Regions from separate parts of the Homo sapiens genome. Here region 2 is linked to region 1. The links are chromatin loops, found by intact Hi-C in ENCODE. Cell type or tissue: Caco-2. All regions are shown on one strand. Each heading gives the region's core, and the rest is flanking DNA. Links, peaks and the distances in the headings are about the cores only.

Region 1 (5,495 bases), core at 259-5,258:
AAATTTCTGTTATTTTTAAGCCACTCAGTCTAGAGCAGTTTGTTATATCAGTCCAAAATGATCAAGACGGATACCTACTATTCATTTATTAAGTACCTGCTATGTGCTAGACACTATCCTAGCAGCTGGAGAGACATGGGCCCTGCCCCACTGTAACTTATATTCCAGTGAGGAAAACAGAAAATAAACAACTAAACCTGTAAATAAGGTGATTATAGATCATGATAAATGCCATGAAGGTGATATTAGAGGGCCATGCCCAAGAAAGTATCTGGGGAGGGGATAGTGCTAGCTGAGGTTTGGCTGTAAGAAAAGGTGTCCTGTGGAGCTAACATCTGAATCCAAGTCTGAACCATAAGAAGGAGCCCACTGTAAATGGCTTCAAGTGGAAGAACATTCTAGGAGGGTGGAAGAGCAAGGCCAAAACCCCTGAGGCAGGTGCAGGTTTGGCATGTTCACAGGACAGAAAGCAGGCCAGTGTCACTGGGAGGCAGTGATTAAAGGGTAGAGGAGGAGGGATCAGATCCAATAGAGCCTTGAGGATGAGGCAAGGATTTTAGATTTTCTTCTGGAGCTAGTAAAAGTCACTGGAGAGTCTTGGCAGAGTATTGACATTATCCGGAGCAAAGGACTAGTGAACGCCATACATGTTTTGCAGCCAGTCCTATCTCAGAGTATTCATGTCATTAGTTTCTGTTGAATATATTTTCAAATAAAAATCAAAGCACATGGATTGACAAGTTTACACGTGCTTCTAGGGTGACCAGGACAGAATATTTTAGATTAGAACTGTTTGGGGAAAACCTTGTCTCTAATTGTGCCTAGCTGTATGCATCCTGTCATGGGGCTGGATTCTTGGTTCTATATGATTTATAGCAAGTGTTTCCTAAGTGCTATTGAGTAGCAATTTCAAGGAGTTCCCAGAAGGGGTTGGGAGCAGATAAGGCAGCAGTGCTCATTAGCACAAGTTGTGCTCAGCATGAGCCCCATCTCTGTCACTGGGCCGCAATGAGATGGGTGTAAATGCCCAGCCCTTCCCACCCTCTTCTCACCTTTCCCACTATCACCGTTCCATTTGCACCTCACTGCTTCTCTCCACACCCTATTAGCACTATTCCATTTCCGGATTAATTGGAGGAAAGGTGTTAACAAAATTTCAGCTTTCTTCTCAGTAATAATCTAGGATTTTGATAACACTGATATTTCTCTTGCTTTCCTACCCCTCCCTATCCTCCTTCTTTCTCTCCCTTCTTCTTTCCCTCTCTCCATTCCTCCTTCTCTAGCAGAGGCTCACTCAGAACTCCAGAAAGTCTTATATTAAAAATGTTTAAAATCCCCTGTCATAGAGAAATTTAGTTTCTGAAAAGATCAATAATCAATTTATATGAATCATGAGATGAAGACTTATAAAAGCTTAAAAATATGTTATAAAAAGAGTTGTGATATGTTTTCTAGCCCAAAAACAGCAGGATTGCTACAATACCAGCTGTAACGTGGGAGCCACTTTGCCTTACGTTGTTATTTTATATCCATTGCTTCTTCCCCCAATTTATTGAAGACTTTTTTCATACCAGGCACAGTGCTAGATAACTGAGGGCGATATAAGATGGTAAAGACACACTTCCTGCCCTTTAGAAGTAAACATCCAATGAGGCGACAGGGAGCCCACAAGGGAGCACCGTGCAACAGAGTCTGTAACAAGGATATTAGAGAGGTAACACTGAGGAATGAGTGGGAGAGTAATTCCAACCCAGGCCTTGAGGAGGTCTAATAGAGGGAAAGGGATTTGAGAAAAGACCAGATGACTCCATCTCTAAATGCTTTAAGGCAGGCCCAGGCCTCTTTTCTCCATTAGCACTAAATCCACATTTTGGGTGGTAGAGGGCTGATTCTGGCTCTGTGGTATCAAGAGGTATGTGTTTGGATTTGGATGCAGTTTGCACATGCAGCAGGATTGTGTAGTGATTGTGAGTGGGCACTCTTGGGCCAGGCTGTCTGGATTGCAATCCTGCCTCCGTCACTTACTCTGTAAGTGAATTTTGACAAGTAACTTAACATTTATTTATTTTTTTATTTTTTATTTTTATTTTTTTGAGACTAGAATCTTGCTCTGTCGCCCAGGCTGGAGTGTAGTGGCGCTATCTTGGCTCACTGCAACCTCCACCTCCTGGGTTCAAGCGATTCTCTTGCCTCAGCCTCCCGAGTAGTTGGGACTACAGGCCCACCACGCCTGGCTAATTTTTGTATTTTTAGTACAGACAGGGTTTCACCATATTGGCCAGGCTGGTCTCGAACTCCGGACCTTGTGATCCACCCCCTTCAGCCTCCCAAAGTGCTGGGATTACAGGCGTGAGCCAACGCGCCCAGCCTAACTTAAGATTTCTACTCAGCTTTCTTGACTGTACATGGAGCAACGATATTGCCTACCTAGCAGGGTTACTGTGAGGAGTATGTAAAGCACTTAGAATAGTCCATGAAATCTTAATAAGCACTTAAGATGTTCATGATTGTTAATTCTAGCAAGCCCACTGTCAAAGCAGTATGTGAGAGTCAGCTTTGTTTAGTCCCGAAGGAATGGTGATTTTTTTCATCTTTACTCTTACACAGATATCCCTCCGCCCCCACCAACCCCATCCCGACAAAGGCATAGCCAAATATTTGCTCTCTAGCACTGGAAGGATAAGGAAAGCAACACGAACCAGCAGCTGACACCACCAGACACACTGTGGCTTCTCCCTGTACAGGCAACTACTAAAATCAGGGTCATTCAAGAGAATGCTGATCCATTTGGGAACCAAGCATTGTCTGTAATCCAGGCTGAAATGTAGGTGGGATGGTATTTTCACATGTATGTTAATGCCCTTTTGAGACAATCAAATACAATTTTATTTAATTCCTTCACAGTAGCCTTTAGCTACCATGGTTTCTTGATGGAGATGACAAATTTTATAGTATGATTATTTCTTACATTTTAAAAAAAAATTAAAGGATTGTCCTGCTCAAAATTATGTATTCCTCTGATTGAAAAAGTATTTGTTTCTACTTGAGAAGCATTTACCAAAAAAGAAAAGTATTTGTTAAGTGATTACTATATGGTAGGTGCCATGCTAGGCTTTAAGGACATAAGAGCGAATACAATACAGCCCCTCTATTAAAAGGTTTATAATTACGCAACTACAACACAGCATGCTGAGCTGCTGTGTAAGGACTAAGCGATGTTCCAAGGACACAGAAGAAGAGCGCCTAACCTGGGGCGGTTTCCCAATAAGTCTGTCTAACGTTGGGACCTCTGGCCCAGAGTAGTGTATCAATGCTAAGGGTTCTGTGAACCGTTGTTGAGGAAGGAGGGGTTTCTTTTCCCAGGCTGAGAAGAACCCTGACTCATACCTTCCCCTTGTGTCTCCCTCACTGCTCAATTGCCACCACTACTTGCCCCTCCTCAGAGCCTCACTACCCACCACTATGGCCCCTTAGACAGTTGAAGTAGGGCCCACAGGCCGAGTAGCACATCCCGCTTACAAGACCCAGGAGCAGCCCCTTTCTATCTAGTTCGGCCCTCACTGGCCCTCTCTTGGCTGCTGCTGGCCCTGCCTTCCTGCCTCTGAATCCTCCGTGTGCTCCTAACTCTCTCAGACAAGGACCTGTCCCTTGGCAGGCAGCTGCCACCTCCCTAAGCAAGGTCAGCCCTTTGTTCTCTTCCAGAGAACTAGGCCATCTTTCTTGCTGCCCCACACTGCAGGAACTGTAAGGAAGGGAGAGGGAGCTCCAAGCTAAGCCAAGAGAGTTAGGAGAGGAACATAATAAGTACAAGTTGTTAAAAAACAAAACAAAACAAAAAAAACACACAGTAACAAAAAATAAGTGTAGGGCACTCTGGGAATATAGAGGAGGAGCTGATAATTCTGACACTGTTTCAGAATTCGATTCAGGGCAGTTTTACTTCTAATCACTTGCTCTACTTTCCATGAGATACAGTGGTCAGCTAGGCTGGATGCTTCCATGTCACTTGACAGCAGTGTCCAGGTTTCTACAGAGCAGATATTTCTGTCACTGCTCTGCCGTACTGTGGGTCAATGTGTTTCAGGAGCCTGCCATCCTTTCTTTGATCAATCTCTTTTGTTTCACTCTTATTCTAGTTTAACTAAAAGGCAGTCTTAAACTGCTGGGTAATCTTGTAGAACCAGTCGTGTTATTTCAGAAAGAAAAACGACAACTCTGTGTGTGTGTGTGTGTGTGTGTGTGTGTGTGTGTGTGTGTGTGTGTCAGAGAGAGAGACAGCAAGAGAGAAGAGAAAAGAGAGAGAGAGAACTTTGTGTTGCTGAGGGAAAGGCAAAGAAAGCAAAACTTAAGGGAAAAGGAGATAAGCCCCCAAAATGTTTGGTTTCACTTGACTTTTTTTTTAATTGGGCTTTAGAGGAAAGGGTTCTACCCAAGGATGAGAAATGCACACCCAAAAAAAGGTCTGAAAAAGGATTATGCCCTATGACCTTAATTTTATTAACATTACGCTCTAATCTACCAATAAATTAAGAGATGAGAGGACATTTCAATAAATTATGGTCGTATGAAGTCCATGTCTTTTCCATAGCGGCAACTTTCTACAGGCTAAAAGAGCATTTTAAAATGCTTTCTGTTGGATGCATTTATTGGCAACCCTGCCTTGATATTGATGGATAGAGTGATTTAATTTCCTTCCTCTGCATTCATTCAAATCCTGCCTGGAAGGTGGGAGGAGTTATTTATATAAATGTGAGCTGGGAGGGAGACGGCTCCATGGCTTGCCATCTAATTTCATGCAGAATCCTGGCACCTCTTGCTGCTTCCCCACCATGTGTCTGATACCAGAGACACAAAATTATGAATAAATGAATAATTGGCTGAGCCTCTACAGGGCATGACACATGTTTTTCATGAATATTATAATTATTATTTTTTATTTGAGAGAAAATTAAACCTGAGTTCTGGCATTAATTTCCACTGTCTTCCTCTGGCAGCACAAATTATTTGTTTCTACAAATGCAGAAAAACGTAGCTCTCTGTGGTATGTTTTGCAAGCCTAATCCATTTTCTAGGGAAATCCTTGCTGTCTGCTGTTGTTACCATTCACTTGTATGGATTCCAATTGATAATTCCAGACTGTTCAGGTTTTATACCACTTTCTGTGTTCTCTGTTCTCCATGTTAGGTTAAAGTGTCATATGTTCAATACAGCCTTTCCTTTGCATTTTCTGCAACATCCAACACCATGCCTTGTATACAGTGATGCTCATTAAATGCTTATTAAATAGGTGAGAACTTCCTGGAATGTTAAGGTTGATCTTTCTACCAGCATTTGGAATTCTACACATTAACCACAGAAATCAAACATGTCAACAAATACTTCCCTCACTTAATAAATACATAGGTTTCGGCCGGGCGTGGTGGCTCATGCCTGTAATCCCAGCACTTTGGGAGGCCGAGGCAGGCAGATCATGAGGTCAGGAGATCAAGACCATC
Region 2 (5,495 bases), core at 196-5,195, 67 kb after region 1:
CAAGAGAGGCGTAAAGCACCACCTAAGATCTAGGTGTCTTTTTTTTCTCTCTTATAGAGGCAGGGTTTTACTATGTTGCCCAGGCTGGTCTTGAATGCCTGGCCTCAAGCAATTCTCCCACCTTGGCCTCCAAAAGTGCTGGGATTACAGATGTGAGTGAGCCATCTTCCCTGTCCAAAATCTAGATGTCCTGATCCCTGGTCTATTCACCTTTACAGTAAATCACACTGCCTCTCATTTTAGTATCACAGGTGTGGTATAAAAAGCTCTGGGTGGGCATGGTGGCTTATGTTTGTAATCCTAACTACTGGGGAGGCTGAGGCAGCAGGATCACTTGCACCCAGATGGAGTTTGTATCCCAAAGCCACACGTAAAATGTGTGTGACCATGGGCAGGCCATTTAATCTCTGTGAGGTTGTCTGCCTTTGCATGGTATCAACCTCCCTGAGCCTTAGTTTCTTCAAATCCAAAATGGGTATAGCACTTATAAACTTGAAATATGGATTGAATTTTTAAAGTATATGCAGAAATTCTCACACAGCCTAGGTAGCAGACAAATGTAATTTGAATGCAGGATGACTTGGCACAATGAGAATATATGTCATCATTGAACCATCACTGTCACAACCACCCCCAACTGGTCTTCCTGCATTTGGTTTTGCGCCTCTCTCTGTTCTGTTTCCAAACATACCCAATGTGTTTTCTTTCCTGCCACCAAAGTAATCTTTCTCAACATAAATTTGGCCATGCCCTCCTAATTTCGTGATTCTTCTCTGGCTTTCAAAATACTACGGAATGAAGTCTAGATTTCTTAATATGGTATATGGTCCTTTGTATGCTGGGCTTTATAATTGTTGAACAACACTTTCCTAGTTTACATTTCAGCAATTCTAAACTCGATAGATCTATGATACACCATATTCTCTCCTTCCTTCATGCTTTTGTATGTGTTGTTTCATCTACATACCTTTCGTTTGTTTTTTTTTTTTTTTTTTTTTTTTTTTAAGACGGAGTCTTGCTCTGTCTCCCAGGCTGGAGTGCAGTGGTGCATCTCGGCTCACTGCAAGCTCTGCCTCCCGAGTTCATGCCATTCTCCTGCCTCAACCTTCTGAGTAGCTGGGACTACAGGCGCCTGCCACCACGCCCAGCTAATTTTTTGTATTTTTAGTAGAGATGGGATTTCACCATGCATACCTTTCATTTCTTAAGATCAGTCTACTGTGTAGCAAAGTATCCCTTGTACCTCCACAGACGAAGATGCTCCTTACCCTGTGTTCCCGTCAAGCTTAAAACAAAAACTCCTTATTCCATATTAGTCTTTAGGCTCATCTCTACACTGTGGGTTTTTTGAGAGCTTGTGACATGTCATTTGATCTGTGTCTTCATTGCCTTCATTTAGTGCCTGGCATGCAATGGGCACACAACAAAACTGAGTCAACAAATAGTCATGCTGGGCGCGTTGGCTCAAGCCTGTAATCCCAGCACTTTGGGAGGTCAAGAGAAGAGGATTGGTTGAGGCCAGGAGTTTGAGACCAACCTGAGCAACATAGCAAGACTCTGACTTTACAAAAAAAGTTAAAAATTAGCTGGGCATGGTGGTGTGTAACTGTGGTCCCAGCTACTTGGGAGGCTGAGGCAGGAGGATCACCTGAGCCCAGGAATTTACGGTTGTAATGAGCTATGATGAGGCCACTGCACTCCAGCCTGGGTGGAGTCCCAAAACAAACAGACAACAACAACAACAACAACAAGAGCAAATAGCCAAGTACTGTGCTAGCTAATATCTAAAGCCAGAAAAATAAATAAACAAGAAAACAAACAATAAATGATGTTTGTTCTCAATGAATTTATGCACTAATAGGGCAAATACGACACAAAGAGATAATAAGAATATAGTTCTATGAATAAAGTTACTACACTGTGCCATGGGTGCCTTGGAGAAGAGACCCCTTATGCTTTAGAGAGGCCAGAGGAGAGGGTCAGGAGGAGGTGAACCACCAGGCCCCTCCCAGCCTTGCCCACGTCTGAATCTGAAGCAGTTCCGCTTGTGCACAAAGCCAAACCCCATTCCCACAGTCAAGGCCCTACACGGACTGACTGGTACACATCTTGCCTAGGACAATTCTTTAAATTTTAGAAAGACCGTTGGATAAATGTATCCTGCTTCCCATAAGCTTTTAGAGAATCATGTAAACGGCCTTCCCTGTTGCTTTATTCTCAGTTTAAAAGCCATTCTGAAGGCTTTAAGAATAGAGCAACTTACTGAGTCACTCAGATTTGCAAACCAAAAGAAGCTCCCTATACAAAAAGAGCTGGCTTTAAAGCAAGTACCTGGGCATCCTCCAATATACCCCAGTCCAGTGAAGGTGAGGTACTTAGCTTAATGGCCTCTCACAGAGCTACTAGCTCACAATAGACTACATTTGAATAAGGAAAGTGTTTTGATGATAAATGTGATAGATTCTCATAAAATTGTTGGAATCTAGAAATCTAGAATTTAGAAAATATGCATTACAGAAGATGAGGAAGTATTTGAATCAGATATAAGGAGCATATCATGAAGGACAGAGGGATTATTTGAACCTTTTGTTTGAGTACTCCTAGAAGGGGCCAGGCATTACCCTTTGACCTTTGACCAGAATCTCTAAATGCAGAAACAGGGAAAAGCTGTCTGTAGTGAGCAGGCACCCCAGTGGGGAGGTGCTTGGTACAGATACAACCTAAAGAAGCCCTGCAAAAATATTGATTGATAGTTGCTTAAAACTGGTAAATGCTATTCTGTGAGTTTTCTTACAACTTTATTCATTTTTTCTGTGGTTAATCTTTTATAACAACTTATACCTCAACCCATTTTTTCACATTTTAATCTTAAAATTATAACATGTTATGGCAACATATTCATTAACAGAAAAAAAGGATCACTGGTATTTTGGCTTTTCATCCTTTGCATGAATTATAGAACATCGTGAATGATGTCTCAAAGCATCTATTCCTAAACTTACGTTAATTACTTTCATGGAAGGATATGGTTTTTTATTGTTTTTTCATATGCTTGATTTTTTAAATTGAAAATGACTCTTCAGAAACAAAAAAACCCAACTAGAAAACTGTTCTTGTTTAGTCATTTGTTTTCATTTGTAATCTGTTTCTTAAAGGAAAAGACATTATTTCCTTTATATATTTGTATATGATATCTAGAACATTATAGGCACTCATATAGATAAAACTAGACCTCCTCTTGCCTAATAAGTAAAATCCCAGGAAAATAAAATTAAATGTTTTTACAAAATGAATTAAATACCTATTAAAACGGTAAGTTCTGTGTTGACATTTTTAAAAATGATTCAGGAATTTTGTTGTTGTTCAATTGCAAATTACTCCAGTTTCCAAATCTTATATTTCAAAGGAGAAAGTGACCTTCTTTAAATAAAAGTCCAATGTGCTAACTGATACCTTCATGAAATATTTACAAAGAAAAAAAGCCATTACATACAAATGTAAACAATAATGTGTGAGTTTAATGATTATTCCTTCAAACTAGGAACACTAGCAGGTAGTCTTGTCTAAATTAGTGTAGACCTAGCCATACAGTGCTGAGGAGACATACAATCAATATTAACCTGTATTCGACCATTCAGAACAATTGCTCACATTGTGCACAGTACAGTGGAAGCTTGGCATTTATCCAACAAAGCCATATTGTTATAGGATACATCTCATTTATCTGCCAAGTCAATCAAATTAACCAGATACTTTGTAACATTTGCACTTCATTCTTATTCTGTGTACTTCCTCTCTCTTAAAGAGGTGTATCTCCTAGATCCTCTGTATCTCTGAATCGTCTCTCCTAGCATTTGGGATCTCCTTCTGCATCTGAGATCAGAATTGATTAAAATATTTAAAAAGAAAGGACAAAAGAAAGAAGAATGAGCTATAGTGCATCAAATTATTAAACAGGATATAGAGAAGCCATTGTTAACTATACAGAAAACTGACCAAATTTTAAATAATAGAACAAAACCCATCAGCTTCTTTCACTGCAACTAAGTTAAAGGGCAAAGAAATGTAGCTATGAAATAATAAAACATAAAGATGATATAGTGGCATTGGCTTGACCCAACAACAGAGCCTCTGAATTATTCAACTCTCGGCCACCTGACAAAATATAAAAAGCATGGGGTTAACCCTATGCAAAGGTTAGATTGAAGATTCTTGTGAATTATAGTCTTTTGATTTGTGAGCTCTTAACTACAAACTTGTCCATTTATTACCCTGCCCTTATCAAGTTTTTTAGATCTCTGTACAAATATAGTAGTGTTCAGCAGGAGTAGCATGACTCAGAAAGAAATCTATTTACCAAGAAAGTGCAGTGACTAAGTTCTAGGAGTTTAAAACGTGTCTTTCTAACTGGGAGTGGGGGATGGGAGGGTGGGAGTTAATTCTTTCATCATTACTGCTTCAGTTAAAAAAGAAAACAAAACAGGTTTGTCTTAAGCAGAAAGGAACATGTTGATATTCTAGGAGTTGTAGAACTACAGCAAGAAAAAAAAATGAACCAAATCGGGTTAGGAACACAAAATCTCTTTCCACCCACCTAACCACCCCTTTTTATCCAAATTTTACATGGGCTTAAGCTCAACTCCTTATACTTAAATTTGACAAATTTATGCTGCCTACTTGAAGGCTTAACTAGTTTGCTTTTATAGCAAACAATGGATGCTATTTTGTTGCCTGTAAAAAATTCATTTCCATATTTATACCTGATTTCTGCAAGAGTTTTCTATTAGTTTCCAGCTATGCTTATAGAGACATTGGAATTTAAAAAAACGATATGGCTGACGTCAAAGAGGTGAAAGAAAATTTGTCGCTTGAACCCAAAGTTGTTTTGCAGCAGGGTACTTGGTTTCTAATCATTTATCAATCAAGTGTTTTCAGATTCTCCATCGATTTATCATTTATATATCTTTAAAATACATATCTAAATCATTTCTTGTATCTATGCATCTATCTATGTCTTAGAAAGTAGGCCAGATACTATTCTACTATAATTAGTGAGCACATCGCTGTTTTACAAGTAAAGAAAATAGAATCCTGATTACGTTAGCATTTAATAAAGGCTTTCTCCAAATAATTTTTGTAATCACAATTGAACTCAAAAATCTTTTCTGTTCAGCCTTGCTTATCTTCCCACCAAAACACACTTGCATTCCAGAATGAAAGTTCTCATAAAATATTTTTCAAGGTAAATTTTTTGTCTGATTTATAAATGTTGGGTATATTTTATTTTTTAAAAGCCTTAAAAATAAATTAGCAATGATTTCAAAGTTCAGACACCTACAAGACGTGTTTTACTCCAGGCCTTCTTAATCACTGGAAACAATAACCAAGGACAGACATGTACTCTCACTAAAGGGAATAAAAAGGCACCCTTCAACAAAATGAAATTTTAGATGAGTTAAAGCATTTGACTTGATTTAGCCTTTATATGTTTTTCC

Evidence for each region. Peaks named below come from ENCODE experiments on the same cell type or tissue, not always from the same donor. Only the 100,000 strongest peaks of a DNase experiment are listed, where the experiment ranks them.
Region 2: it touches region 1 in a loop (2.2-fold over the local background); 7 of 110 quality-filtered maps call a loop at or near these places.

What each region holds. Positions count from the first base shown.
Region 1 is chr12:70,821,877-70,827,371 of GRCh38, reverse strand. The region is part of intron 2 of PTPRR (protein tyrosine phosphatase receptor type R); the gene reads left to right. Among named protein-coding and RNA genes, the nearest start is that of PTPRR, 96 kb to the left of the region's middle. RefSeq lists a silencer at 3,937-4,137. In Caco-2, for the core only: no CTCF peak of the experiment used is centred there; a DNase peak (open chromatin) is centred at 2,671.
Region 2 is chr12:70,755,189-70,760,683 of GRCh38, reverse strand. All of the region lies in intron 4 of PTPRR (protein tyrosine phosphatase receptor type R), which reads left to right. The region is part of intron 1 of LOC124902960 (a long non-coding RNA gene); the gene reads right to left. Among named protein-coding and RNA genes, the nearest start is that of PTPRB, 120 kb to the right of the region's middle. RefSeq lists an enhancer at 2,061-2,867. In Caco-2, for the core only: no CTCF peak of the experiment used is centred there; no DNase peak of the experiment used is centred there.